Linked DNA regions of Homo sapiens: regions 1, 2 and 3 are each linked to region 4. Evidence: chromatin contacts called from ENCODE Hi-C or POLR2A ChIA-PET data. All regions are on one chromosome and are shown on one strand. Each heading gives the region's core, a stretch centred on a gene start or an enhancer-like site at or near the end of the contact. The rest is flanking DNA. Distances are from core to core; before and after follow the strand shown.

The links. Hi-C counts contacts between places; a loop is a spot of excess contacts on that map. ChIA-PET counts read pairs that join two places held with the same protein, here RNA polymerase II (POLR2A). Pooled maps may share reads with other maps.
Region 1: a loop to region 4 is called in a pooled map, with 17 times the contacts of the local background. The contact joins two enhancer-like sites. A Hi-C loop is called at or near these places in 2 of 37 single-sample maps with no recorded cell type and 11 of 50 pooled maps. POLR2A ChIA-PET finds 5 or more read pairs at or near these places in 3 of 52 experiments (activated CD4-positive, alpha-beta T cell, activated CD4-positive, alpha-beta memory T cell and activated naive CD4-positive, alpha-beta T cell).
Region 2: a pooled map shows a loop between it and region 4 (21-fold over the local background). The contact joins two enhancer-like sites. A Hi-C loop is called at or near these places in 3 of 37 single-sample maps with no recorded cell type and 11 of 50 pooled maps. POLR2A ChIA-PET finds 5 or more read pairs at or near these places in 1 of 52 experiments (activated naive CD4-positive, alpha-beta T cell).
Region 3: a map with no recorded cell type shows a loop between it and region 4 (8-fold over the local background). The contact joins two enhancer-like sites. A Hi-C loop is called at or near these places in 1 of 168 maps with a recorded cell type or tissue (GM12878), 2 of 37 single-sample maps with no recorded cell type and 7 of 50 pooled maps.

The regions. Positions count from the first base shown.
Region 1 is chr2:8,537,751-8,544,572 of GRCh38, reverse strand. No RefSeq gene overlaps it. Among named protein-coding and RNA genes, the nearest start is that of LINC01814, 43 kb to the left of the region's middle. RefSeq lists enhancers at 120-179, 1-348, 349-855, 830-1,119, 1,130-1,179 and a cis regulatory region at 6,705-6,822. Within about 2 kb of position 1,277, at least 27 of the 41 ENCODE cell types and tissues checked have a DNase peak (open chromatin) inside an H3K27ac peak, as active enhancers do.
Region 2 is chr2:8,511,186-8,518,100 of GRCh38, reverse strand. No RefSeq gene overlaps it. Among named protein-coding and RNA genes, the nearest start is that of LINC01814, 69 kb to the left of the region's middle. RefSeq lists enhancers at 2,644-2,693, 2,894-3,003. Within about 2 kb of position 2,105, at least 14 of the 41 ENCODE cell types and tissues checked have a DNase peak (open chromatin) inside an H3K27ac peak, as active enhancers do.
Region 3 is chr2:8,475,490-8,482,033 of GRCh38, reverse strand. No RefSeq gene overlaps it. Among named protein-coding and RNA genes, the nearest start is that of LINC01814, 110 kb to the left of the region's middle. RefSeq lists enhancers at 428-527, 6,407-6,544. Within about 2 kb of position 4,358, at least 12 of the 41 ENCODE cell types and tissues checked have a DNase peak (open chromatin) inside an H3K27ac peak, as active enhancers do; they include GM12878, where a contact is called at or near this core.
Region 4 is chr2:7,823,922-7,830,252 of GRCh38, reverse strand. LOC105373408 (a long non-coding RNA gene) reads left to right here. Exons shown (of 4, transcript XR_922750.1): 2 at 1,717-1,897; 3 at 5,629-5,765. Among named protein-coding and RNA genes, the nearest start is that of LINC01871, 100 kb to the right of the region's middle. Within about 2 kb of position 4,457, at least 5 of the 41 ENCODE cell types and tissues checked have a DNase peak (open chromatin) inside an H3K27ac peak, as active enhancers do; they include GM12878, where a contact is called at or near this core.

The DNA of each region.
Region 1 (6,822 bases), core at 28-2,527, 720 kb before region 4:
AGGTGGATAGGTGGTGGAACCCAGGGCCAGGCCTATTTAATCCTGAGCCTCCCTTTGCACATCCGTAAAATGGGGATAGTCTTAGCTGCCTCCTAGGGTATGTGAACAGGAGTGGGATGATGCATGGAAGGATCCAGCATGCCACCTGGCTGATACTTTCTCCTCACTAGGGATTCTGAAGGGCCCGCCCTTGGCATTGGCTGAAACGCGGTGGGAGTATTGAAAACGCTGGACCTGTAACTCCACAGAGAAGCGCCTCCCCACCTCAACACCAGCACTGTTCTCAATGTGTGGTGGCCTCTCCCTGCCTGAGAGCTGGTCATTTTGGCTTCAGGGAGCCGGGTGAGGCAATGCACGGCCAGCAGGTCATTTGACCTCAACAGCGCAGGCTCTGCCGGCTGCGATTCCATCACCCCTGGACTAGCAGAACCACTGCCTTTGCAGGAGTCTCAAAGGCCTGGGCTTTTGGGGGTGCTTCTCCGCCACTCCTGACTGCTTCTTTCCCTTCGGGGGCCGTGGCTGGTGCCTGCTGCGGGGTCATTGCGTGACGCGAGCACCGCAGCATCTCAGGTGCACGCGCCCTTCGATGGCCCTGAGGTGCCCGGGAGCAGGCGAGGGCCGAGTCTTAACAGCTCCACTTCCTGTCCCCGAGTCTATCTGCCACTGCTCTGTAGAGTCCTACAGTTTATCTGTGGTCAGTTTTCTTACCCATTTCCTGCCAGCTGCTACTGGTTTTTTAGTCAGCTCTGACAGCTACGGTAATTGGGAAAGGACGCAGGCTGCTGGGGCCGGGTGATTCACCAGCTCTGGCCAACAGGGACAAGGAGCACAGACGGAGGCACCCCGTCGGTCCCCCAGGGCCTGGTCCCCCAGGCTTCAATGAGTGAGACACAGAAAAGACCCAGGGGCACACTCATTGTGAACCGAAAGCTGATCTCTGTGCACGCGCGCGTGCATGTGACATAAGGGAATTTTTTTTTTTTGAATGTGCCAGAGCCAATATAAATGGTTTCATGTTTTGAGAAGTCAGAACATAACTCCAGGCTGAGTGAGGCCCCTCTCCCGGGGAGCCCCATGTTTTCTCTGAGGTGTAACTGCGGTGAGTTGTCTGTGCCTCAGATTAGGATACTGGAGTCACACTTAACATTTTATTTCATGGCATTTCCAAAAACGAAGGGAAAACCCCCATTGCAGCAAATGACTCCTCCAAATAGAAAACTTTGTGTCTGTTTTGTAAATGCTGTGGAAGGGAGTTTTGGAGCTGCCTCACTGTCAGTCATCGCCCAGCCAGGTGCCTTTGGTTGCTGAGTGTTGCACTCAGGGGTGGGCTGCTGGCTGCCGAGCAGTGCCCCTCAGAGGCGGGGGCAGGACCAGCCACACAGCCTCACCTGTCTGGGCCTCTGGAGCCAGCGCCTCCGAGTTTTACCTGACTCTCCGGGTGGCCCTGTTGCCTACTCTAGTGTGAGAAGCACCTCTCTAGACTTTACTGGAAGCTAATATTAATTTTATTGATAGCCGTGGGTTATGGAGCATGAAAATGATCCTCCAATGCAGAATGAAATGACCCACTTCACACAGATTTACTGCCTTCCTCCCAGGCACCAGGATCTGTGCTGGGCACAGCAAGGGACCACCTGGCCTCGGGAGCTAAGGGCTCTGTCTCCAGGGGTCCCAGTCTGGAGAAGGTGGGTAAAGCAAACAAGGAAGCCTCCTAATAAGAAGTTCCCTAATCAGACATGGACTTTGCTGCCAGGAGCACCCAGTGGGGCCAGCCTGGGGCCCAGGGAGGTAAGCAGAAGGGGCTCACTGTAGTAGTAGGTGAGACACAAACAGTTTCATCCATGGGTAGGAAATAGATGAGGGGGAGGGAGAGAGTTAGGAGATGGTCATGGAGATTGCGGGTGCTAAGAATGGCCTTGGTGGGTTTGGGGTCATCCCTGCTCTGACACTGTACAGCACAGTCAGCTTGAACCAGTCCCTGACCTCTCTAAGGATCAGTTTTCTCATCCATGCAATGGGTTTAATGATAGTTCCTTTTGTGATTGTTGTGATACTTCAATGAGAGAATAATGCAAAGTGCTTAGTGCAGCCCTCACTAAGCTCAGTAAGGAGGGTGACTGCATCTGAGGGCAGTGGGAGCCACTGAGGGGGTTTCAGCCGGTGAGTGACGGGAGCAGATTTTTTTTTCTTGAATAATTCCTGGAAATGCTTTGATCATTTAGGCCAGCAGAGGCTCTTGGTTGAGCATGAGACGCATGAACCATTAAGATTGCAGGATATAATCATGTGCAAATTTTAGACAATACCTGAAATCCTAAAATGCATTTCCTTTTTCCCATCGCCATAGTTTTGGATCCTAAAATCAACCAAAAGCAGAATCTGACCACTTTCCAAAGCAATGGTCCTTTAGATTGAGAACAAAATCGTGGAACAGCGCTTCATTTTTCCCGTCTCAAGAAGTCACAAGGCCCAGAATGCAAGAAAATCATGGCTTTTCGATGACCAGGCCTTGTTGGAATGGCTGAGAAGCTCCTCAGCCCCGACCAGGTGCAGTGACTGCATTCGGCTCTCACGGAGCAGGTCTGAGTGGAGCCAGGATTTGCTCTGTTCAAAGATAAAAACCACTGGAGAGGGAAGCAGCAGATCACAGGGAGCGATCTCAATCCTATAGGGGCCTGCTCCGGGGTGTTTTGCACGAGGCTCCATGTTAAATAAGCCTCCATTCGAGCGCAGCCTCAGGACGGCCATCCTTCATTCCTCTCAGTCACACACCTTCCACTTCAGGATGGCCATCCTTCATTCCTCCCAGTCATGCACCTTCCACTGCCTGGTTCTCTGAGCGCTTCCGTCTAGCGGGAGAGACGCCTTCGACCAATAATTGCACATAGGTCTGGATGATGCCCAGCCACAGTCACTCCTCTAAAAGCAAGGAACTTGCTTCTGCAGAGTCAAACGGAGCTCACGTGAGGTTCCTGGAGGCACTGAGGTTTCTTTCTAGTCTCCTGTTTTGCACAGACCTTTTTCTTACTGAGCAATTCACTATCTGCTGGCTTCGGAAGAGGTGGATTGGGTTTCAGGTGGGGGCACCAAGAAGCAGCCAGATGTCCAAATTTGGAGGCAACTCAGGCCACCCAAGTGCCTGCACAGGAAAATGTATGCAGCTGCCGTGCCACATCAAAGGCAGGTGGTCCAGGGTGATCCGGGTGCTATTCGTGGCACAGGCACCAAAGTACTGTCATCCGAAGCATCCTCTATCTCGGTTTCCTCATCTCTAAAATGGGGCTCCATCTAAGTTTTCTGGTTCTGCAAAAACTCCTGAGCAAACCACTTCACTAGCCAGGAACCTGGTATGCCTGCCATGCCTGGGGCAGGCAGGGCTTTCCAATTTCCTCCCCAAGGTTTTCTGAGAATTCATCTGACAGTGTCTGTAAATGTCCCTCCATTCTCTTTCATAGAGGAAATGCTCACATTAGAAGAAAGTCTCTTATGACCAGCACTCCCCACTTTCAAGGTAGAATTTTTCTTGGCTCCCACAGCCCTGGGCTGGCTTCTGCACAGCCTCCCAGGGTCTTTTCCTAACCCACAAGTTGGATTCTGCCACTGGTCTTGCCTAATTCCCACTAAGAGCCCCTACGGGAAGACACCAGGGCTCTTTCCATCACCTGCCTCCCCTTGCCCTTCTGAAGGGCATGTGGCAGCAGCACAGAGCAGCTTCAGGCTCCCCAGTGGGGCTGGGCTCTTCCCAAGTCTCAGAGCCTCCCTTTGCATGCCCTTTCCTCTGATTGGCTCTGCAAACTCCTCTTCATCCTTCAGAACCCAGCTCTGTGATCAGCCTCTCTGGGAGGCCTTCCTCAACCTCCTTGTTCCCCTGATGACGGATTCCCTTCATCCACAGGCTCAGAGTCAGGGTCATGGGGAACCCTGAGGCCTGTTCCTGGTCATCCTGTAGGCCAGCCAGAGTGCCTCTCTCACTTTTGGGGAGCAGAGGCACATCCTCCTTGGTCCCACTTCATGGCCAGACTCCTGTCCATTGACCTCCCCAGCAAAGAAGCCTGGAATTCCTGTTTCAGAAAACCCTGCATGAGGCAGGCTGACTGCAGGGAGGGCTGCCACAGAGCTTGGCGATGGTAGAGACACCATTTCAGGCTGAAAGTGGAGTGGAGCTGATGAGAAGGGTCTCTGGGAAGGAGGGCTCAGCACAGCCCAACTGAAGGCAATTGCGAGGGTCCCCGCTTGTGTGTACAGCAGCCAGGGTTGTTCCACGGTGGGTAGGAGGGTATGGGGAGGGGACAGTGGTCCTGGAGGCCCCAGGGAAGGGTGGGAAGCCAGCTGTCTCAAGGATCCTCCTGCCCTTGCTGCCACCTTCAGGAGGGAGCAGTGGCCGTGAGAAAGGAAATAGAGACAGGGAGGGAGAGCCTGGCAGCCTGTCCTATTCCTGCCCCAGGCGACTGGCTTGTGACATGCAGATAGCTCCCTGGGTCTGGTTTTTCCTGTTACTGAAATTGCTGCTGCATGAAATTCTCTGGGCTAGGTCAGAAGTGGCAGCTGGGGAGTGTGCCCATGTGTGTAAAATGTCTCAGCTTAAAGAAACAGGAAATTCAGGACCAACTCGAACTCTGCGGCCCACGCCTTGTTTCCTAGAAAGGAAGGGGTCCATAACACGGGAGGCTGGGGCCCCGGGGTGAGGACAGGGATGACACAGGAGGCTGGGGTCCCCCAGTGGGGCCAGGGATGATATGGGGGGCTGGGGCCCTGCAGCGAGGACGGGGATGACACGGGAGGCTGGGGTGTCCCACTGGGGTTGGGGATGAGACAGGAGGCTGGATCCCTAGTGGGGTTGGGGATGACACAGGAGGCTGGGATCCCCCAGTGTGGTTGGGGATGACATGGGAGGCTGGGACCCCCCAAGTGGGGTCGGGGCTTTGGCCCAGAGAGGAATGGGCTTCTGGCCTCTGTCCTTGCCTGGGTCCAGGGCAGTCTCCTGACCCACTGGGTCTCTTTTCCTCTCTGCTCTAATAGAATGCCGCCAAGAGCTCGTGCCTGCTGGCCTGGGAGGGTCTGGTTAGAGGAGGATGAAGCTCTGCTTGGAGAAGCTCTGGATGCTGGGTGCTGCCTGGTCTGGACTTTGTCCTGAGCAATCTTGGGGAAATGGTCCGAGTGAAGTGCAGGGCAACTCCTGGAGGGAAGACAGGTGACAGCGAGATAAGAAGGGGCAGCGGTAGCCTCGGGGTCTGGATCTGGGAGGTTCCTGGGACTGGGCAGTGGGGCAGCCATTTTCTTCATAGTCAAGTAAACCGAAGCCTTGAGAAGCCGAGTGCATGGCCCACGGTCCCAGGCTCTTTGCTGCTTGACACCTGCACCAGAATATAGGTCCCTGCACGTGGCCACCTTTCCAGTAGGTGGTTCGAGATGTCCCCACTCTGAATTCCAGGGCTGGGCACTTGGCCAGCTCCCACATCCTCCTCTCCCTTAGGGAGAAGTGCAGCGGTCTTGGGGCCACTCCACACTGGGGCGTCTGGGCTGGAAGTCACCCCAGGAAGCACCTGTGGGCCTGGCTAATCAGGGCCCGATGAAGGACACAGACTTCTAACCCCCAAGGCCCTCAGAATAACTGGGTCTGGCTTCCTGGGTCCAGCTGAACAGCTCTTGAGCTGGGGCTGTTTGGGAGATCTCTGTTTCTGTCTGCGTCTCCTAGTCTGTTCAAAGGAGCAGTGGTTTGGGTGTCCCACCAAGAAGCCGCTTTCCCACACGGGAAAGGAAGAGGTCTGGGGCAAGCAGATGGGCCTGGGTCGCTCCACTTGGCATAGGCCCATCCCTGGAGCTCTTGGGCCCAGAGAGACCTGCCTCCACCCCATCTCAGCCAGGATGTCCTGCAGAGCTCAGACCCCCGGGAGGCCCCCGTGACCTTTGACGGGAGGGAGCACCCAGGCAGATCGTGGGGAGCCCGGAACAGCTCACATGGCACAAACTCCCCCTGCACTGATTCCCCTCAGCTTGTTCCACTTTCAAAAATAGCTAATGAGGAAATTAATTTTGTCACCCAGATGTATTCAGTAAAAACATGTCAGGGAAAGACAATTAACCTCTGTGCTGATAAATCCTTCCCAAATTAATGAAGTTAACATTTGTAGATATTGAGAGATTCATTTGGGGAAAGAGGCCCTAAATTACAGCTTCCTCCAGGCTAAGAAGGGGAGGTTGAGGGTAGAAAGAAAGGAGAGAGATAGAAAGACATGGAGCAGGAGAGCAAAGACAGAAATGCACACACCTACAGGGAGCATAGTGAGGCCAGGACAGGGAGAGAGGAGAGAGGGTGGGGGCTGGCAGAGAGACACAGAGAGAAGGAGACTGAGGGAGAAGGAGCTGGGCTCAGTGGGAGCCTGGCTGGGGCCCTCCCGAGCATTTTCCATTGGTCCAGGCATTCACTTGCAGTTGACTTGCAGAAGACTCAACAACTTCAACCAGAGAAAGAAAAGAGCTGAGGTATTTTTAAGATGTAAAATTTTCGGTCCCCCCTTGGCCTGATGTCTCTCTGCCTAAGGTCTCTGGATTCCTTTCTCCCTGGGAGCCCAGGCCCTGGGAGCTGACTTGCCAGCAGAAGGGGCTGGCTGGCTGGATTGGATCTTTCTGAAAATGTTCAGCCTGGGGTCCTGTGTTTCCCTGAGAGCAGCTGAGTCCTGGCATCAGCAAGTTTAGCCTGCCACCCATGCAGGAGCCCCCTTCACTTTCTCCCCTTTCACCAAGAGCAGTCACGCCCCTGAGGCAGTATCTTACAAGAGGTGAGTCTCTGCCTGAGTTGGACCCTTTGATCCTAGGTTAAGA
Region 2 (6,915 bases), core at 856-3,355, 690 kb before region 4:
TGTCCAGGCAGGTGCAGGGATGTCAGGGGATGCCCCTGGAGTGTTGCAATAGCCTCCTGGGAGTACTTTCTAAAAGCATGGCTGAGCCAGGCCGGCATGGGCTTGTGGGAGTAGGTGATTCCGGGTCTCCTGCCTCCAGGGCCTGTCATGAGGACTCCACAGAAAGTGACTCCACAACAGTGGGACTCAATGAGCACCTTTGGGAACTTATCCCCACCTCACCTTTAACATTAAAAAAAAAAATCACATCAAAACAGAGTGGCAAACTGGTAAAAAGTACAGATACTGGAGCCCCACTGCCTGCACCCAGGCTGCAGGAATTTCTAGCAGTGTGATACTCAGGACACTAGGCAACTTGCTTCTCTCCCCCACCTCAGTTTCCCCATCTGTAAGATGCTGATGATGGCGGCTGACAGTGCCCATCTTGTAAGGTTGCCACGAGGATCAAATAATTTTATATATATATATATATATATATATTTTTTTTTTTAGACCGAGTCTTGCTCTGTCACCCAGGCTGGAGTACTGGGGCATGATCTCAGCTCACTGCAACCTCCACTTCCCAGGTTCAGGTGATCCTCCTGCCTCAGCTCCCCCAAATAGCTGGGATTACAGGCATGTGCCACCACACACAGCTAATTTTTGTATTTTTGTAGAGATGGGGTTTCACCCTGTTGCCCAGGCTGGTCTCGAACTCCTGAGCTCAAGTGATCCACCTGCCTCGGCCTCCCAAGTGCTAGGATTATAGGACTGAGCTACCGCGCCTTGCGATTATAGATACTCTTAATCACACATGCTGGGAACAGTCCCTAGCAGGTGTGGAAATCAATAAATATAAGCTACTAGAGTATTATCTGTATTAAAGTGGGTGGTCTCTGAATACGGGTGCTCCTTCAAGCCTTTTGCGGGGTGGCTTGTTTGGAGGGAGGCTTTACTTGCCGTTCTGCCTCCCAGCCAAGCTGCTCCGTGTTGGACCTGTGCAGGCAACGAGGGGCTGAAATGGTGCTTAATGGCAGCATGGCGTGTCCTTTACTCCAGGCTGTACGCGGGCAGCTCCGAGATCTCCATTTCTGAGCCTCTTGCTCCACTGTAGACTTGGGAACTACTGCTTCTGCTCCCCCAGGTGCATCACCGTCTACGGGAGGAGGATGCTGAGGGGCAGTAGGACTTGGACCTGCCTTGGTGTGACTGGCCTTGGAATTCCAGATGTGCCACTTCCAAGCTCTGTGACACAGAGCAGGTTACTTCACCTCTCTGAGCCTTGGTCGTTATTGTTGATTGCTCAATGAGCATTTATTGAGCACCTCCTTTGTGTGGAGTTCTATTTTAGGTGTGAGAATTAATAGATTCACATAGCCACTAGTCACTGTTACTTAGACATGGCTCTGGGCCTGAGAGAACGTGAAATCTATTAGGGAAAAGATCACTAAATTGATGATGGTCAAGCGTGCACAAGAGTGGGAAAAGGTCCTGGAAGGCTCTCCAAAGGACGGGCTGCATTTCAGGGAGAGATGGGAAGCAGCCTGCGGGATCGGGGTACCCTGGAAGGGTGTGTGAGGGGTGGAGGGTGAAGGTGAGGAGGCAGGTGGCACAGCTGTAAAAATGACACAGTGTGAATGCGTGGGGCTCAGGGCAGGCACGCCAGCTCCCAAAGTGTAGGGCCATGCACTATGTTATGTGGTTTAAGCAGATAACTCATTTCATCCTCATAAATCCTCTGAACTAGTCACAGTATTTGTAACTCAATGTTACAAATTACAAGTAATGATAAACCACAGCCTGCCCGAAGGTCACAGAGCCAGGACATGCAGCATGGGCAGTAGGTGGGCTCCACTCTGAGCCCTAGGCTTCACCACAAGGCTCTGCTGCCTCCTACTGTGTCTTCCTTTCTTCCTGCCATGTTGGAGGAACTCAACTGGGAACCACTAGCCGCAGTCCTGAATGGGCCCTTTCTTCCCATGAGGACACCTGGCTGGAGGTTGGGGCCCAGAGGAAGTGGAGCGACAGCAGGTGTAGAATGGTTTCTGTTTGCTTCTCAGTTCTGAAGTGTTTCCTCTGATAACATTCACAGACAGCAGCTCTGCTGGACAGTTACTGCCCACCTGGAGGGCTTGAGGTGCTCTGTGTGGGGAGGTGGAGGAGGGGAAGGGGAGGAGGAGGAGGAGGGGAAAGGGAGGAGCAGGAGGAAGAGGAGGGGGAGAAGGAGGAAGACCTTGAGGAGGAGGAAGATAGGGAAGAGGAAGGGAGGAAGGAGAGGGAGGAGGGGGAGGAGGGGGAGGAGGGTGGATAAAGAGGAGCAGGAGGCAGCCATGCCCAGTGCCTGAGCAGGACCTGAGTGTGCTGTTCCTGAAGGTATTAGGAACCTCGAGCTTTCTACACCCCAGCTTCCTTTGGGTTGAGGTGTTCCTGAGACATTCACAGTGTCAAGGGCAGCCCTCCTTCGTGACGCAGGGGACGAGATACCATCGGAACAGGAGTATATTTAGAAGACAGGAAACCAGCCCTCCAGCTTGCCCTTGATTTTACAGCCAGCGTTTTAGCCTTGTGAGCACCCCCGGAATTGACTGAGGCTGCAGGGCACTGTGAGAGGCCCTGCAGCCACCCATGTGGCCTCTTCCCCTTTTCTCCTCTCTGCCTCTTGGCCTCTCTGCTGTCTCTCTTTCTGTTTCTATGCTGTGCTGGCTTTGCTGGGGTTGTCCCAAAGTGATGGGGGAGAAATGACATTTTACTTGGAACTGAGTCATTTTGCTGGATTTTTTCAGCTGCGTTCCTGATTAGTAAACCTGTTTCAAGAATGGGAAAATGCACGGGGCTATTTTTAAGTGTTCTCAGCACCAGTGTCCCTAATTCCTAGAACAGACATCAATTGCTTTTCTAGTCTCAAATGCAGATAAACATGCGGCAGCGACATGACCTTTAGCAAAGTAGACTTGCCTACCAACAGTTTGCTCATCTGTAAAATGGGGCTCACACACCCTACCTCATGGGCAGAGGAAGAAATGAGACAATGAGCACCTGACCCCCCACACAGTGCATATTGCCTATGGGTGTTTAATGTGCTGAAGGTTCCTCTGGTGGTTTTTTTCTGGATGAAACTGTGCCAAGACCAGCCCCAGGGGAACTGGTGAATCCCCTGGTGTGCTAAATACAGGTGTGTTTCTTAGTTTAAAATCCGCCTTTGGTCGGCTACTGGAGGAATCATACTGAAACTTGTACTTAAATCATCAGCTGGGAGAAAAGTTGGTAACTCCTGCTCAGTAAATAAACATTTGCCAAGCCCTCCCGTGCTAGCTCTGCACAGACAGATGGAGAGGGAAAGGGAGGTCACACAGCTCTGCCTGAGAGCCTCCATGAAGGGAAGGAGGTGAGCACAGAAATGAGGACCAGGCAGTGAGAATTGTGGGATGGGGATGGGGTGCCTGGCTCTACTAGGGGAGTTTGGAAATGGCTTATCTGCAGGTCTCATTATCCATGGTTGAAAGCTAGAGGACACTCCAAAATGCAGCAGTAGTGGAAAGACTGGGGCACCATACGCTGTGAGGAATACGTGACCTTCCAAGAATGAAACACATTTATGTGGCTAATTTAAATGACAGCCGTGATCAATTTAGTGTCTGTTGAGTGCTAGACATCGTGCCCAGTGGTTTGCATGTACCTCCTCATGGGATCTTCACAGCAGCTCTGTGGGGCTGGTACTGTCCTCATCTCCAGATTACAGATGGGGCCAAGATACTTGCTCAAGGTTGGACAGTTAAGAGACAGCAGAGTGGGGTTTGAATGAGATCTGTGTGACTTGAAGTTGGCTCTGCCTGTGCTGGCACCTGGCTTCCCTGCTCAGAGGATGGGCTCACCCTTCTCCCCTGGCCCATGCCAGCAGTGAGGGAGGCATCCTAGGTTCCCTGGTCTCTCTTGCTACCATGTCCAAGCAATGTTGAGTCCGAGCTATCCCGCCTCCCTCAGCGCCATCCTAATTCTGCTTCTCATCCCCTCCCCGCTGCCCCACATGGGTCCCGCCTCACCCTCTGTCTCCTGGCCTCCTGCAGGAGCAACCTAGGTGGTCTCCTTCTGGCTGTTCCTCCTCAAACCCATGCCTTCGTGGCTGTCAGTGAGCCCTATAAAATGCAGTGGCACGTCCCTCTCCAGGGTACCCACCTTCAGGACCTCCCTACTCCCACACTCTTGGGACATGTCTGTCTCCACCTCAGCATCCCCAGTGGGCCCTGCCTGCCCCTCCAGCCTCCTCTGGAAGGATCCCGGCCCCCTGCTTCGTGCCCAGGACCGTGAAGCTGTTCAGGGTCTTGCTCAGGCCAGGCCAGCTCCCCTCTTCATGCTGTCCCCACCTCCAGCTCCTTCCTTTCCCTTTGCCTGGTGGCTCCTGCTGTGAGACTCAGCCCTGGCACATTTCTTCCAAGAAGCCCTTCCAGACGCTCTCCTCCCAAACTTCCCGTGAAACTCTATGGGTATCCCGGTTCCACTGGGTCTTTCTCATGACACGGGAGTCTCTTTCCATCTTTTTTCATCTCTGTGCCCTCGCACATCTCACACTTGACACCTGACATTGGAATGCACAAACAAGACAGATTCACATCAAATCTGGATTCGACAGCTGACCAGCCAGGCTTTGTCCCTCATTCTTTCTTTTTTCTTTCTGAGGCAGAGTCTCACTCTGTCGCCCAGGCTGGAGTGCAGTGGTGCAATCTCGGCTCAATGCAACTTCCATCTCTGGAGTTAAATGATTCTCCTGCCTCAACCTCCCGAGTAGCTGGGATTTCAGGCATGTGCCACTACACCTGGCCATTTTTTGTATTTTTAGTAGAGACAGGGTTTCACCATGTTGGCCAGGCTGGTCTCCAACTCCTGACCTCAGGTGATCTGACCACCTCGGCCTCCCAGAGTGCTGGGATTACAGGCATGAGCCACCATGCCCGGCTTGTCCCCCATTCTATTTGTGCCTTGGTTTTCACCACGGGGAATGGGAACAGCAATGCCTGCCTCCTGGTGTGGTTGTGAGTCACTGAGAAGATGATGTGAGTAGTGTCTGCAGTGCCTGGTGCTGTGCTGGACTCCTTGAATGGGGTCTGTATTGTCAGGGGCACAGCAGCAGCAGGGCAAGGGCAGGGAGGGTGGAGGCTCGGCACTTTCAGAAAACCTACCTCAACCATGCATACTCGGGCCGGCAGTGTCTTTGCCTCTTGGCTTTGTAATGTTGACAGTGACACAAACCACATTGCTGTGTTGTGGACTGAATGTGCATCTCTCCTTGTACCCCTTAATCCCTATGTTGAACCCTAACACTCAGTGTGGTTGTGTTTGGAGATGAGACCCGTAAGGGAGGAACTGAGCTTAGATGAAGCCATAGGGTGGGGCCCTGATCCAATAGGATTCACATTCTTGTAAGAAGAGACACCAGAAAGCTCCCTCTCCCTCCATGCATGCACACCAAGGAAAGGCCCTGCCAGAACTGCAGGAAGGCAGCTGCCTGCAAGCCAGGAGGAGCACCCTCACTAGAAATGGAATCAGCCAGAACCTTGATCTTGGACCTCCAGCCTCCAGAACTGTGAGAAAATAAACCTCTTGCTTCAGCCACCCAGTCTGTGGTATTTTGTGATGGCAGCCCCATAGACCAATACATGCAGATAAGCAGCTGGGACACAACTATCACTTTTTACACCTGGGGAGCTGTGACTTCAGTGTTGGGTGCAGATCTCTCTAAGTACCATGTGGCTTGGAGTTACCATGGACAACTCTGTGTGAGTCCTTCCTGACTGTGACTCACCAAGGCAGAGAGTGGTGATTCTGCTGTGGTCATTTCTAATTGCTCCCAATTGGCTATCCTGAGATAGACAAACTAAAAATAATTCCTCTGTGGGTGAAGGCTGCTGAAGGGACAAGAATGCTGCCCTATTGCTGGTCATCACACTCTCATGAGTGGGACTCTCCTGGGATATACCTGAAGAACAAGGCTTTCTCACTACCTTTGGTAACCATCTTCAGTATTTCTGCCAAGTGGTAAGAAGCCACAGGGGCCTGTTGCTTCTGTAGCAGCTACTTCTGGTGTGGAAAGCCTCAGAGCCCAGCATGTCTCCCACCCCAACTGTGGCCACCCGCTTCTCAGACTGAGACCAGGAGACACCAAGAGTGAACACTTCATTCCTGCTGCAGCCACCAGAGACTTCTGGGGGCATCTTTTGAGCAAAGGGGGCAGATTAGGTGCAGACATCCAGGCAAGAGGGGTGCTTTGGAAGTTCACACTCATACCTGTGAGTGCAGCCTTTGAGACTGGCCTGGCAGAGAAGGGGCCCAGGGGAAAAGGAGGTGGGGGAACCAACTGAGCTAGAACACCGACTAGGTGCTGGTCACCCTGGCTAGAGGCTTTTTGGACTTTAGCTCATTGGTTCCACACAAACCCCATTCTTGTGAGGGATGTGTGCTCATTATACAGAGGGGGAAGTGAAGGTTTAGGGAGTTCTTTAACCATATGTATTTCAGGGCCATGATTGCAGCCTGAAAGAGCTGGCAGGGACCTTAGATGTCTTCTGGTCTTGCCCACCTGTCTGACAGAAGGGGAGGCCAGCCTAAAGTCAGAGGTCACGGCAGAGGTGGGAACAGGATCTGGCTGTGCCTGTGGGTCACTCCTTTTTCTAGCAAATTCCATGTCATTTCTTCAGCTTTGATATGAGACAAGCTAACACTGGGTGAAGGCTATAGGAATTAGTTTCCTTGATCAGGCAGGAAGGAGCTAGCAATCCATTCTGGAAAAAGAAACTCTGACACCTGGCATGGTCTGTAGCCCAGGGGTTCTCATACTGGGCCCTGGAGCAGAGCAGGACAGCCCAGGCCAGCCACTCTCTGCATGGAGTTCAGTGCCTGCAGTTCCTGGGCAGTGCCTGCTTGTTCCTGGAAGCCCCAGTGTGG
Region 3 (6,544 bases), core at 3,109-5,608, 650 kb before region 4:
AATCTGTGTGCTTTCTTTTGCATCATGAAATTGTTACCCTGAACACTTAGAATCAATTTGATTTGGGGATACCTTTAGTCACTCAAAGTGCCTATGTGCACTCAGGCATGTGATGTGGTTCCTGACCACAAGGAGCTATGGGGAAAGATGACGTAAGATAGAATGTGAATGGGAAAACAGGTAGCATGGGCTGGAGGTACATGGTGGGTCAGGAAGGGAGGAGATGGTGCTGGCTGCCATATGACAAGCACCTCCTCTGTCCAGGCCTGAATTGAGTGTTTAACCGTGCAGCCACACAGAACCCACGCCGAGAAGGGTCCTACACTGATGTAATGCTCTGCTGCCTCTGTTTGGAAATTCTTAGTAATTATGAACATGGCACTCTGCATTTTCATTTTTGCACCAAAGCTGTTTCCTTTTCTTTCTGCACACACAGCCAGACCATATCTTCCAGCCTCCCCTGCGGTCAGGCATGGCCATGTGGCTGAGTCTGATGGATGGAGGGTGAAAGCCATCTGCATGCCCAGCCCAGAAGCGTCTCTGTGCAGGAGTCTTTAAAACACATGAGCTTGGTTCAGGTGGTGCAAAGAATTCTCGATTTCAGCAGGGCGGTATGTTGTGCACTTTTACTGCTGTCATCCAACAACAATGCAACTGTTCCTGGGGTCACTAAGTTGTCCTTCTAGGAGATGCTGCCAAGGACAGCAGACCAGGCTCTTTCCCCCTTTGGTTAATTGGGGTCTGACCATCAGGGCAACTGTGGAAGCCAGGTTTTGAAGATGGTACAGCCTGTGCTTGAGTCTCAATAACTGCATGGAGCAGAGCTCCCTGTGCCCACTGCTCCCTTGTCCCAGCCACTTGGAACTGCCCTGGACTCTCACACGAGCATAACAGGCATCTCTGTGTTGAGTGACCGCAGCTTCAGATCTGTGGTGCCTGCAGCCTGGCCCGTGTGAATGCCTCATTTTCAGAGGAAGGAGCTTCCTCAGAAGTTTCCCAGCGGACTTCCTCTCTCAGCTTGTTAGCCAGAATTATGCCTTATGTTTTTTCCCAAACCTGTCTCATCAAGGAGAAGGGAATTGCTACGATCAGCTTGGATGAATGAGGACTTACTCCCTAGGGCCAGGGAGGGCCCTGGTCACCCCAAGCCCAGGGCTGTCCACACCTGAGCAAAACTGGGCTTTGAATCACCGGGTCTGGCAGGGACTTGTCACTGAGTAGGCAGCCAAATAGTGTCTGGGGAGGAAGAAACACTTTAAAAAAAATTTTAAAATTTTAAAAAATTTAAACCATATTAAATGACAATGACCATATTAATTTTTTGAGGAACAATAAAATATTCCCTGTAATTTCTTGTACATTGGGGAGTGAAAAAATTATACATGTTGCATAGGTGGAGAGAAACTTTCCTGGAACTGTGAGGTTTATATAGAATTAAGAATGCCACGTGTAGGTCTTCAACCATAACTACTAGTTTTCCCACCTCTTATATGGACGCAATACATTCAAAGGAGAAGAACACACAGAGTTCCCTGGGAATTGTGATTAAAATGTGCTTAAATATCAGGCAGAGAGTGATGTGGGAAGTGGTTGATGTTGATGTTGAGTTTCTTTGGAACAGTCTACATTTTTGGACAAACGATTTTCCCGCTTTATATTTGGTTTGTATATGTCAAAGGCTGCAAGTAACAGCATATCTGACTGCTTGACTCTATGGCTTTTAAGTAATGAGGAGTTTATTTTTCCTCATGTAACAGGAAGACTGGAGGTCAGTGGTTACTGGTGCTGGTTCATAAACTCGGTGATATTAGCACTAACCTTCTGCAGTTTTCTTAGAATTCTTCTCTTGTTTGCAATATGGCTGTTGGAGCTGCAGTGGTCACGTCTGGGGCAGAATGAAGATGTTTGGGGCAGGAGAGACATTTTGAACCTCATCTGTCTCATTTTACCAAGAATCCAAAGTTTTCTAGACACTGGCCCCAAAGCAGTCTCTGGCCTTGGTGTCATGTCAGAACTGAGTGACAGCCCACCCCTAACTTCAGGGCAGGCTGGGCAGTGAGGAGTGAAATTATCAAGACTGGCTTAGACAGAGGATCAGGACCCATCGCCTGGGGCTGCTGGACCCATGGCTTTTCTGAACCCAAATGGGCTTCTTCCAGTAAGATACGACAGAGGAGTGGACACTGAGTAAGCAACAAAGAGTGTATATCACGAGCTGCCAAGGGGCTGAGGGGAGAGGAATGGTTTACATAAATAAGGCAGGTGGGATTTTTGAACCTCTCCTGGAAGTTTAAGGAGGGAGGTTTGGGGCCTGGAATACTTTTGATAAAAATAAAGCCAGAGCAAAGTGAAAACCACAGCAGAGCTCCCATCTGAGCTGGTGCTGGTGTCCAGAGCTGAATCCCACAGTCTCTGCTGCCAGCCTGTGTTCTACTGCTGAGCCAGGTCCTCTAACGTGATAGGGTTGTCATTGAGTCTCTCCAGAACAGGCTGGCGAGCGTGGTAGATTATCTCTCCAGTCAACTAGACCACTGATAAGAGGGCTCGACTTCCCTGTCGGAGCTCGTAAGGCAGGCGTGGCATTTCCCTTGCTTTCCTCTGGCCTCCCTTCATGCTTCCTTTGCTTTCCTTGCCTGCCTGGGCCATGGGGACAGCTCTGTTCACGTCTCCTCCTCTCCAGACATGTGCCTCTAGCGCAGTGCAATCCGATAAAAATGGAACGTGAGCCACGTAGGTCACTTCAAACTATCTAGCAGCCACGTTTTAAAAAGGAAAAGAAATGCATGGAAATAAAAATGATTTTAGTTAATCCATATATTAAAATATAATTTTAACATAGATTCAATAAGATTCAATAGAAACATGATTAAGATATTTTACACTTTTTTCATAAGAAGATTTTGAAGCCTGGTGTGTATTTTACACTTTACGTATTTCAATTCATATTAGTCAAATTTTGAGCAATCAATAGACACATGTGGCTAGTGGCACCATCGTGGAGGGTACTGGAGAGTACACGTGTAGAAGACAGATACCATGATATTCATCTCTTTATCTCCAGGACCTGACCAACAGTGGACCCTTCATAAGTACTTAATGAATAAATATGAACACGCTGCTAGAAACGGGCCTTTTTCAAACATAGGTATTGGCTGGGGGTGGAGGTGGGGGCAGAACAGAAAACCCTGGAACACTGTACTTGGTAATACAGAGCATGGACTTACATTCTCACACCTTGGGTAGGGCTGCATCAGCAGCTGACCCAGATACCTTGGAATTCCTTAGCTTCTTTCTGTCTCTGTTTCCTCATCTGTAAAAAGAGATAGCGACACCTGTCTTGCAAGATGCTGGGAAGATTAAATGAATAGGCGTACACCAAGTGCTAAGTACCCGACATGCCCATAAGCACTGAAGAAGCAGTAGCCACAGTTACTTTAAACCAGAGATTCTGTCAGTCATATGGACAACTCATACTTTAGTAGCAGCAGGATGGTTTGGCCAGGGCTTTCGTGCTGGTCCTGAAGTTGGCTGTGTCCCAGTGGTAGGACTCTTGTGGTATAGATTTTCTCATTTTGGGAGCACTCTTGACAAGGGGTCACGAAGCAATTTGTGGTGTTTGTCTTTTTGGCTGTAGCTGTGGAAAGTCATGTGCCAACCCTGGGGCTTAGGGTTTAGTCAGCAAGGGCACGTGTGGAATGAGGGGGGCCCTACTCTGGGAGCCCATAGTACCCCCCAAGCCTGAGGGCTCAGCTTCCCGTGGGAGCCTGGGCTGACTTAGGGCAGCCAGGCCCCTTCAGAGCAGGGTGAAGACCTGGACCCCGCTGCCTGCTGTCTGTGCCCCCTCGGCCATCCTCGTATGCTCCGCCCCTCTACCCTGTCCTTTGGACGCCCCCTGACTTTTTCCCCTAAATTGACTGAATTGAAATTTACTTGTTTGAAACAATAGAAACCACGTGTTTCCTGATCATACCTAGCTTTGAAAACAGAAAGTGGGCAAAACAAGCCAGGCGCATAGTGGCATTGAGAAAGGCAAAGGCTAACTTCATTAAAAAGCTTCTTTGTGGTATCAGGCAGGAAGTGAAACAGCTTTAAATGGCAAACATTTCTCAATCATTTAATGCACCAGTAAGCTTGGCATTCTTTCTCCTTTGTCCCCTTAAAGAAAAAGAGAGCCCAGATATAACTCAGATGAGGAGGGGGAGGGCCCGATCCTGTGTGTTGGAGGAGTTCCCTGGAGCATTGGTCCTCACCCCCATGAAGCTTCACGGGAGGACCAATGTCAGACGTGGGTGCAGAGGACAGTGCAGTTTCTCTTGTGTGGCTGAGCCTGGGCCACCCCGGATGGATCGCTGACTTCTTGTTGGTGCCACTCACCAGCTAGTTCTCTCAAATCTGTTACCATCAGAAGCCCGGTAAATGGCAAACTTTCCTTGTTAACATGTAGGTCCATTTCCTGGGGATAGTGAAACCCCAGTCCCCACAGGTAGCATTGACCTCTGTTGCCAAATGCCATTATCCTGGTGTCCACTGCATGTTAGGCTCTTTCCACAGAAACCAAAAACACAGACAAGTGTGATAGGCTGAATCCTTTCTTGAAGAAAAAAATTGCACGTACATATTGAATAGCAAACCAATCAAAATGAAAAGGAAAACCAGAAGATGGATGCCACTGATACACGCTTGCTTAGTTGCACTTTTTAAGATTCATTTATAGATGTCAAATAGGATATGAACACATGGAGGTGTGCAGTAAATACTCCTTAATTGATGAAAAGGCAGACATATATGTGAAGATTTTTAGGGAAATACTTTTTTGGGGAAATAGCAGCCAGTTTAAGTTGGTAACATAAATGGTGCCAGATGAAATCATATTGACTGAGACCAAAGTCCAGCCAATATGAAATCGCTCTCAAATGTAATGACTTTAGCATAAAAATTCTGAGTGGTTTCCCACATCTCGTTAACCTTTGTACTGCTCTGCAGCCGTAGGGGCCAGGCATTCTCATAGGGCACTAAGGAAGTGAGAGGTGTGCCTTAAGGTGTGGCTGTAACTCACATTTCTTTTTTTTTTTTTTTTTTTTTTTTGAGACGGAGTCTCGCTCTGTTGCCCAGGCCGGACTGCGGACTGCAGTGGCGCAATCTCGGCTCACTGCAAGCTCCGCTTCCCGGGTTCACGCCATTCTCCTGCCTCAGCCTCCCGAGTAGCTGGGACTACAGGCGCCCGCCACCGCGCCCGGCTAATTTTTTGTATTTTTAGTAGAGACGGGGTTTCACCTTGTTAGCCAGGATGGTCTCGATCTCCTGACCTCATGATCCACCCGCCTCGGCCTCCCAAAGTGCTGGGATTACAGGCTGTAACTCACATTTCTGGACTTCCATTATCATCCTGTCTAATCCTATCATCACCCTGCTGCATCTGGCAAAATCCCCCTGTTCTTGAGCCTCCAAGTGGGTGAATTGGCTCCCATATCACCTCATTCCTGCTGTTGGCACAGGGCTAGTCCACGGTGTCGCAACTGTTTGTTTAGTGTCTGTCTTTCCCATACAAGCTCCTCCAGGGCACAGATCCAGAATTATACACCCCAACATCCCAGTAACTCCCACAGTGTCTGGTAGGTAATAGTTTAATAAAAGCTGGTTGAATGAAAGAGCAGGTACATTCTTTGGTGTTCAGAGTTATTAATTCCGTTTGTTGTTGGTGTTTTCTTGTGGTAGATTTCGAGTCTTGCTTCTCATAGTTATTTTTTTTTCCTAAGATATGTAATGAAGGCAGACTTCTCACCTTGCAAAAGGTTAGTCCCATTTCTAAAGCAATTTTATGGGCTCCTTTGAGAGTCTGGAAATGTCTCCTATATCTCTCGGGAGAATCCTAGGTGAGGGGTTGGCAAATGTAGCTGCAAACCAAAAGAGCTTGCCCTTGGAGTTAAGTGGAAAGGGCGTTGTGTCCCTTCTCTTTTAATTTCAGTCCCTGTCATTGTCATTTGTCTGGCAGGGAGCTCTGCAGGCTGGGAAAGCCTGATTTTCTCCTCTCTGAGCTCCTTGTAGCCGGATCCAGTTTGTGATTTTCCCTCATTGATTTTTCCTGCTTAAATGTAGTTGAAACAACCTTTTTGAATATGGAAAAAGGTTTTAGCACGGTCCAAACAGCTAGCAGGTGACAGCCGTTATACTGACGTGTGCTGCGCTGATTTTAGGGAAGTATTTATTTTTTTTTTAAGAGCCCTGACAATAAGTGGCTGCTTTTTCAGGTGGTGCTATTGCAGAAATGTTACAAACAATGGCTACTTGTGGAGCCTAACATCACTTCTTTGGCTTACATTTCTACAGAAATTGCTCACAGGCCTATAGCCTGGTTGATGCTCTTCCTTGTTTCAATTCATCTGATTATTCTAATGTACATCAGACCTACGGTCCCCTGTCTGATGAAGCCCCAACCGTTAAGGGGAAGTATTTGTCATCTCAGCACCTGGTTTCAGGAACAAAGTACTCACCTCCTGGCCACGTAAGCTATTTCAAAATAACCTTTGTTCAGGGATCCCGGAGG
Region 4 (6,331 bases), core at 3,208-5,707:
GAAGTAATTTGCATACATATGGTATGACTAGATGGTAACTGAGAGTAGATGGGATTATATGAGAAGAAAGAAGCTTAAGAAGAAAAGAGAGCCCAAGACTGAGCTTTAAGAACACTAATACTTAAATGGCAGAAGAGAACTGAATAAACATGCAAAAGCAATACAGGAGAAAAAGACCACCCACAGATAAATAAGCAAAAGACATGAATGGCATTTCATAGAACAGAAAAAGCAAATAGGCAATAAAAGCATGAAAATATGACCACTCTTAACGAGTAATCAAGAAAATACAAAGTAAAATAACAATGAGACATCACCATTTTACAAGACAAATTAAAAAGTAATAAAACCAAGTATTGGGGAGTATGTGGAGCAATGAGGATACTTTTTGTTTGTTTGTTTGTTTCGAGACAGAGTCTCACTCTGTCACCCAAGCTGGAGGGCAGTGGCGCGATCTCCTCGGCTCACTGCAACCTTTGCCTCCTGGGTTCAAGCGATTCTCCTGCCTCAGCCTCCTGAGTAGCTGGTATTGCAGACGCCTGCCACGACACCCGGCTAATTTTTATATTTTTAGTGGAGACGGGGTTTCTCCATATTGGACAGGTTAGTCATGGACTCCTGACCTTAAGTAATCCACCCACCTCAGCCTCCCAAAATGCTGGGATTACAGGCATGAGCCGCTGTGCCTGACTGCAATGAGGATTCTTAAATGCTGGGAAAAGTACAAAATATCTATGAGAGTGTGGAGAAGCAGTTTGGCATTGTCTTGCGAATTTCAAGATGCACATAGGCTATTATAGCCCAGCAACTTTGCTTCCTGGCATATCCCCAGTGCATACCAGTGTGCATGAGCAAGAATGTTCATGGCAGCATTATTTCTAATAGCCAAAAATTGTAAACCATGCAAAGGTCCAATGACAGGACAATAGAGAAATATATCGTTATATACTTATACAATGTGTCCATAGAATGAAAAACTCAGCTGCAAAAATGAATTACTTGTGTTGATAACATTATCATGGCCAAATAACAAACACGGCATTGAATGTAAATACGAGACACAGAAGAAGACATCCATACGGTATGATAACCATTCATATAAAATTCTAACACACAACACTAAATTATTTAGGGAAATAATAAGACTAGAAAGAATGCAGGAGAATAATAGTAAAATATTCAAAGTGATGCTTATCTTTGGTACTGAGGTTGAGGTTTTGCATTGGGAATGATCACATGTGGCCTCCAAATCTCGGATAAAAGTGTTTTTACTATGCTGGGTGACATGCTTATATTTTTTATATACATGTACACTTTCTTTATATTCTTTTATATGCATAGTATCCACACAATAAAACAAAAAATTAGGAATCAAATCAGAAGTAAAAAGTAAACAAGGCACATCTCACATTTAGAAGGCAGTGTGCTTTGGGATGGTGCAAAGGTCTGAGAGGTGGCCAGGGAAAAGATGGCCAAAATGCGGATGGGGTGAAGACCATTGACTTTATGGAGGTCAAGAATTCAGCAGGTCCATATCTTTGGGTAGTCAACAAGGTGAGTATAGACAGCAACCAGGACGATCTGAGGCATCGACAGCATGTGGAACTGAGAAGGCATTGGGGTCTCTTTGCATGTAGGGGTCTACACATTGGATGCTGTTGGGAACAGCACTGGGGAAAGCCTTCACTCATTTTCAGTCACTCGTTTTTCTTCCAGAGGAGGGTCCCAAAGCTGTAAGAGAGAAAACTACTTGAGCAGAGGCCCCAGCTGGGCTGGTGGCCCCGAGGCTGACTGCGGTGTGTGCTCCTCCCTCAGGAGGCCATTGCCTTGCTTGACATCTCCTGGGCAAGTCTCCACAGAACCTCTTATCAAACTCCAAAGTCATCTTCTTCCACACGTATGTTCTAGTTTGAGTGGAAATGACAATAACCACGTTTGCGTAACCTACTGATTATGCCCAATGGATGGCAAGAGCTTTGTGTTGAGTGGCTCGTGTGTGCTAATTCTAATTATTCCCCATGATTTTTCTGTACAGTAGTTAGTTTCCAGACTGATGACGGGAAGAGTGCTCAGTGCAGATGGGAAATGCTTATTATGCTAATTGAGTTCTGCGTTGTTAGTGGAAATTATTAACTGGAGATGTTAGCAATACCTCTGGTAGAATTAAGGGGGTGACAAAGTAAAAGGCCAAGATAAATGGCACCATGTCTGTAGGATGGACTGGGCCAGGGCTCCAAGTTCAAAGGAAGAAAATAGAGATTTTGTTTGTTAAAAATTTTAATTTAAAGGGTATCACATTTTTATAGTAAAATTTACTGGAAAAGAGATAAAATGATAGGGAAATGGTTTCTGTTTATTTACTAATTCTAAATATGATAATTGCATTAAAATATAGTATTTTAACAAGAAGACACTTAGGAAATGTCAAGAAGAATAAAAGAGCAATAATCCAATGTAAACTCTAATATAACATCCATATAGTTAGACAGGAACACTGAACAAAAAAAGAAGAAAAGAAGTCAGATAGAAGAAGAGTCTCTAACAACATGTACAGAGGACAGTTGTTGAAACTAGTTGAAAAAATAACTTTAACTCCTACCAATATTCTGAAAAGCCAGAAATTGATTGTTTTTCTAGAAAAGTATAGATTAAAAATGGATTCAAGCAGGTAAATAATTTGAACATACCAATAAACATGGAAGGCCTTAAAAAATTCAAAGAATTCACTTTAATGAGTGTCCTGAAACGAGACAGTTCTAAAATTATGTTTTTTCATGCATTTGTGTTTTAGGTAAATCTGGTGTTTCATAGTATATTCCATAGAATATGATGGCGAGTAGGGAAAGAAAAAGAAATTTTATTTTATTTAATTATGAAGATAGCATAACCCTTATACTAAAATCTGAAAAATAAATTATAGAAAAATTATAGATCATCTTAATTTGATATGCTAATATCTATAATGAAATTAAACAATAAGGTATAAATATCCGTAACGAAATTGAACAGTAGAATATATAAAATATTAAAACCAGAAAGGGCTTATAACTCAGGAATTAAATAATCCTTCTCTATTAATTAATGTATAGCTACTTCACAATATACATTTCAAGAAAGATAACATATATTTAAAAATATGGTAGGTGTTAAAAATACTTGCTAAATGTTCATTTCCGTTTAAAAATGTAGTGTTACATAGTAGAATGGTAGCCTTTCAAAACATATGCCCACATCCTATTCCCTGGAACCTGCAACCTTACTTGGAAACAGAATCTTTGCAGATGTAAACAACTTAAAGACCTCGAGATGAGATCATCTGTATTATTTGAGTGGGCCCTAAATCCAATGACAAGCATATTATAAGAGACACACAGACGAAAGGCAGGCACAATACTAGGAAGCAACTAACCAGAGAGGCAGAGATTGGAGTGATGCGGCCATAAGCCAAAGGCCAGCTGGAGCTGCCAGAAGCTGGAAGAGGCAAAGGAAGAAAGTATCTGTTGCTTTGGAGGCACTAAAAGGACACCTTGATTTTGGACTGCCGGCCTCTAGAATATGAAAGAACACATTTCTGTTATTTTAAACCACCAGTTGGTGGTAAGTTTTTACATCAGTCTCAGAAAACTAATTTAAAAACTTTAAAGTATTAATAGATGGATACTTATGTATTATGATGAAAAGTATCTATCTGCCAACGCTGGACTCTGTAAGTGCTTAAAATATAACTGCAACTTCTCCTGGATAGAGCAAAGGATTTGATTGCTAAATCTTTTGGACCAATCATGAGTTTATGACAGTGGACAAGTTTGCTTGTAGGTAAACCTCACTTTCTTCATCTCTAAAACGTGGTTAACAAAACACCATTCAGAGTAATTATTACAATTTGACATAATGCATTAAAAAGTTTACACAGTTCCCAGCACACAATAAGCACGTGATAAATATATTCCATACACACAGATACACAAAAGGACATGGTACCTGGGGCCACGCTGATTGACATCTGGCAGCTTCTAATTTCATTATGTGGTTCAGTAAGACAAGTGCTATTGTACAAAAGTAAAGCTAACAAGCTTAAACCAAAGTTTATTTTTTTCTTCATATGACTCAAAAAGAAATAACATCAAAGAAAAATCAGTTACAATTACAAAATGACTAAACTATAAGAAAAGTGTAAGGACCTTTTGTATCGGCTATGAATGAGAACATACTTTCCCAAAAGCTGTCTTTAAAAGCTGTGAACACCAGAGAAAAGCAGTGCCGCACACCCAGGTGCTCTCTGTGGGCGTGCTCTGCAGATGACTTGGGGTTAGGAAAGTGAGTTTCTAGAATTCTTGGCTTGTGCATCTGAGAGGTACTTTCCTCGGCTTGTTTGTTTTGCGTGAAGAGTTGCTAGGAATGATTCAGAATGTACATGTTTGTGTAGTGAAAGTCCTGGGGTTCTGGCATCCAGTGAGGGTCCTGGCCCCTGTACAAAGTCTTCTTTCTCATGTGGGAGCTGGCTGCTCCCCGGAAGTGGGTATAAAAGTCAGACAGCATTCCTCTCATTCCCAACCAAACAGGTCTCTCACAGAGAGGGAAATAAATGTCCCACTGGCCTGTGTGGGGGCGTTCCGGAAAAGGGCCTATTTCCATTCTCCAGGCACTTCTACAACTGCCCTGATGTCTGGAAGAGCCTTCGTGATTGGTGAAAATACAACTGATTTTCTAGTAGAAATATAGCTTCCCTCCAGAAGATCTATTCCACCTGAGCAAGAAGCTGGTTCTTTAGGCTGAGGATGGTATGGAGACTGTCTTAGTCTGTTTTGTGCTGCTATAACAAAATACCAGAGACTGAATAATTTGTAAATAACAGAAATGTATTCCTCACAGTTCTGGAGGCTGGGAAGTCGAAGACCAAGGTGCCAGCAGATTTGGTGTCTGGTCTGTTTCTAAGGTGGCACCTTGTTACTTCATCTTCCAGAAGATACAAAGGATGTGTCCTCACATGACAAGGCCAAGTGAGCTGAATACTGCTTGAAGTCTCTTCTATAAAGGCCTCAATTCCATTCTCAAGAGAGGGGCCCTCATAGCTTAATCACCTCTTAAAGGTCTCATCTCTTACTACCACCACATTGACCATTAAGATTCAACACCTGAAGTTTGGAGGGGACCCATTCCAACCCTAGCAGGGATTACCTCTCCTGTCCTTCCACTCATCAGTGAAAGGATGCCTCTGTCCCCCTCTCCTGTTTCTGGACCTATTAGATTTAAGGACATTTAGAAAGGGAGAAATGGCTGAGGAAGTTAAAAAAAAATGGTTTGATAAACTGTGGAATAAAAATAATCTCCATAGAACTTAATTGGTACTTTTTACTTGAGGGAAATCCATGTGGCCCCAGTTAGCATGATTATTTTTGGTCATGCTTGACATCTATGTTTGCAAGAATATTAATTTATTTGGCTGACAAGCCATGAAATGTCTATCTTTATGTTTCCCATTTGGTTATTCATCCTATGCATTAGGGAAAACACAAAGAAACCTAAAGACACCAGTAGGTGGTCCAAGTGGGGAGGCAAACACTGGCAACTGACACATCTTGCTATGTGTAAAAATCTATGCTCACGTCGCTCTGTTTTATTCCACAGGTTGTGCTATTAGAGATTAGAGGAGTTAATGTAGGTGCAGCTTCCTCACAGAAAATGCAAGACACACAAGGGCTGCTTTCAGCATTCTGCTTGATCGTGCACAGCTAGACGCAGAGCACTCAGGAGCACACAGGAGGGTAATAAAAATCACATCCACCATGCTTTCTGGTTTGCAAAAGCCCTTTGGGAATGTCATCTCATGTGCCTGAATGCAGTGCTCCCTACCTCTGCTTCTCACAGTGGGGTTCTCCTTCCAGATCCTGGTGTCCAGGAGAAACCTAGACATGGTCTTTATCACATTCAGACACTTCTCCATCTGCATGAGCAAGTACAGGATAAGGTGCTATGTTTTACTATCTTTGTACTGTCAGGGATGCAGATGGATAAGTGGTATTTTGGCACTAATTTGCAAAGCTAAAGGCCCCAGCTCCTAGTTACAAAGAATTTTTTGCTTCTCTTTAGTGGTTTCCATAGCAGTGTGTTTCTCCCCACAGAACAAGCTCTGGAAGAATTAGCACAAGAGTTTTGGAGATGATACTACTTGTTTCATTTTACAGTGCTTACCCTTTGACAATAGCTGCGTTCTTTGCTACATCTGAGGTTCATGATATTTTTATACCAAATCAAGAACTTAATTTAAAATACTGTCCAAAATAACATCTCATACAAACTTGGAAATCTTGGGAAAAAAAAATAACCAACC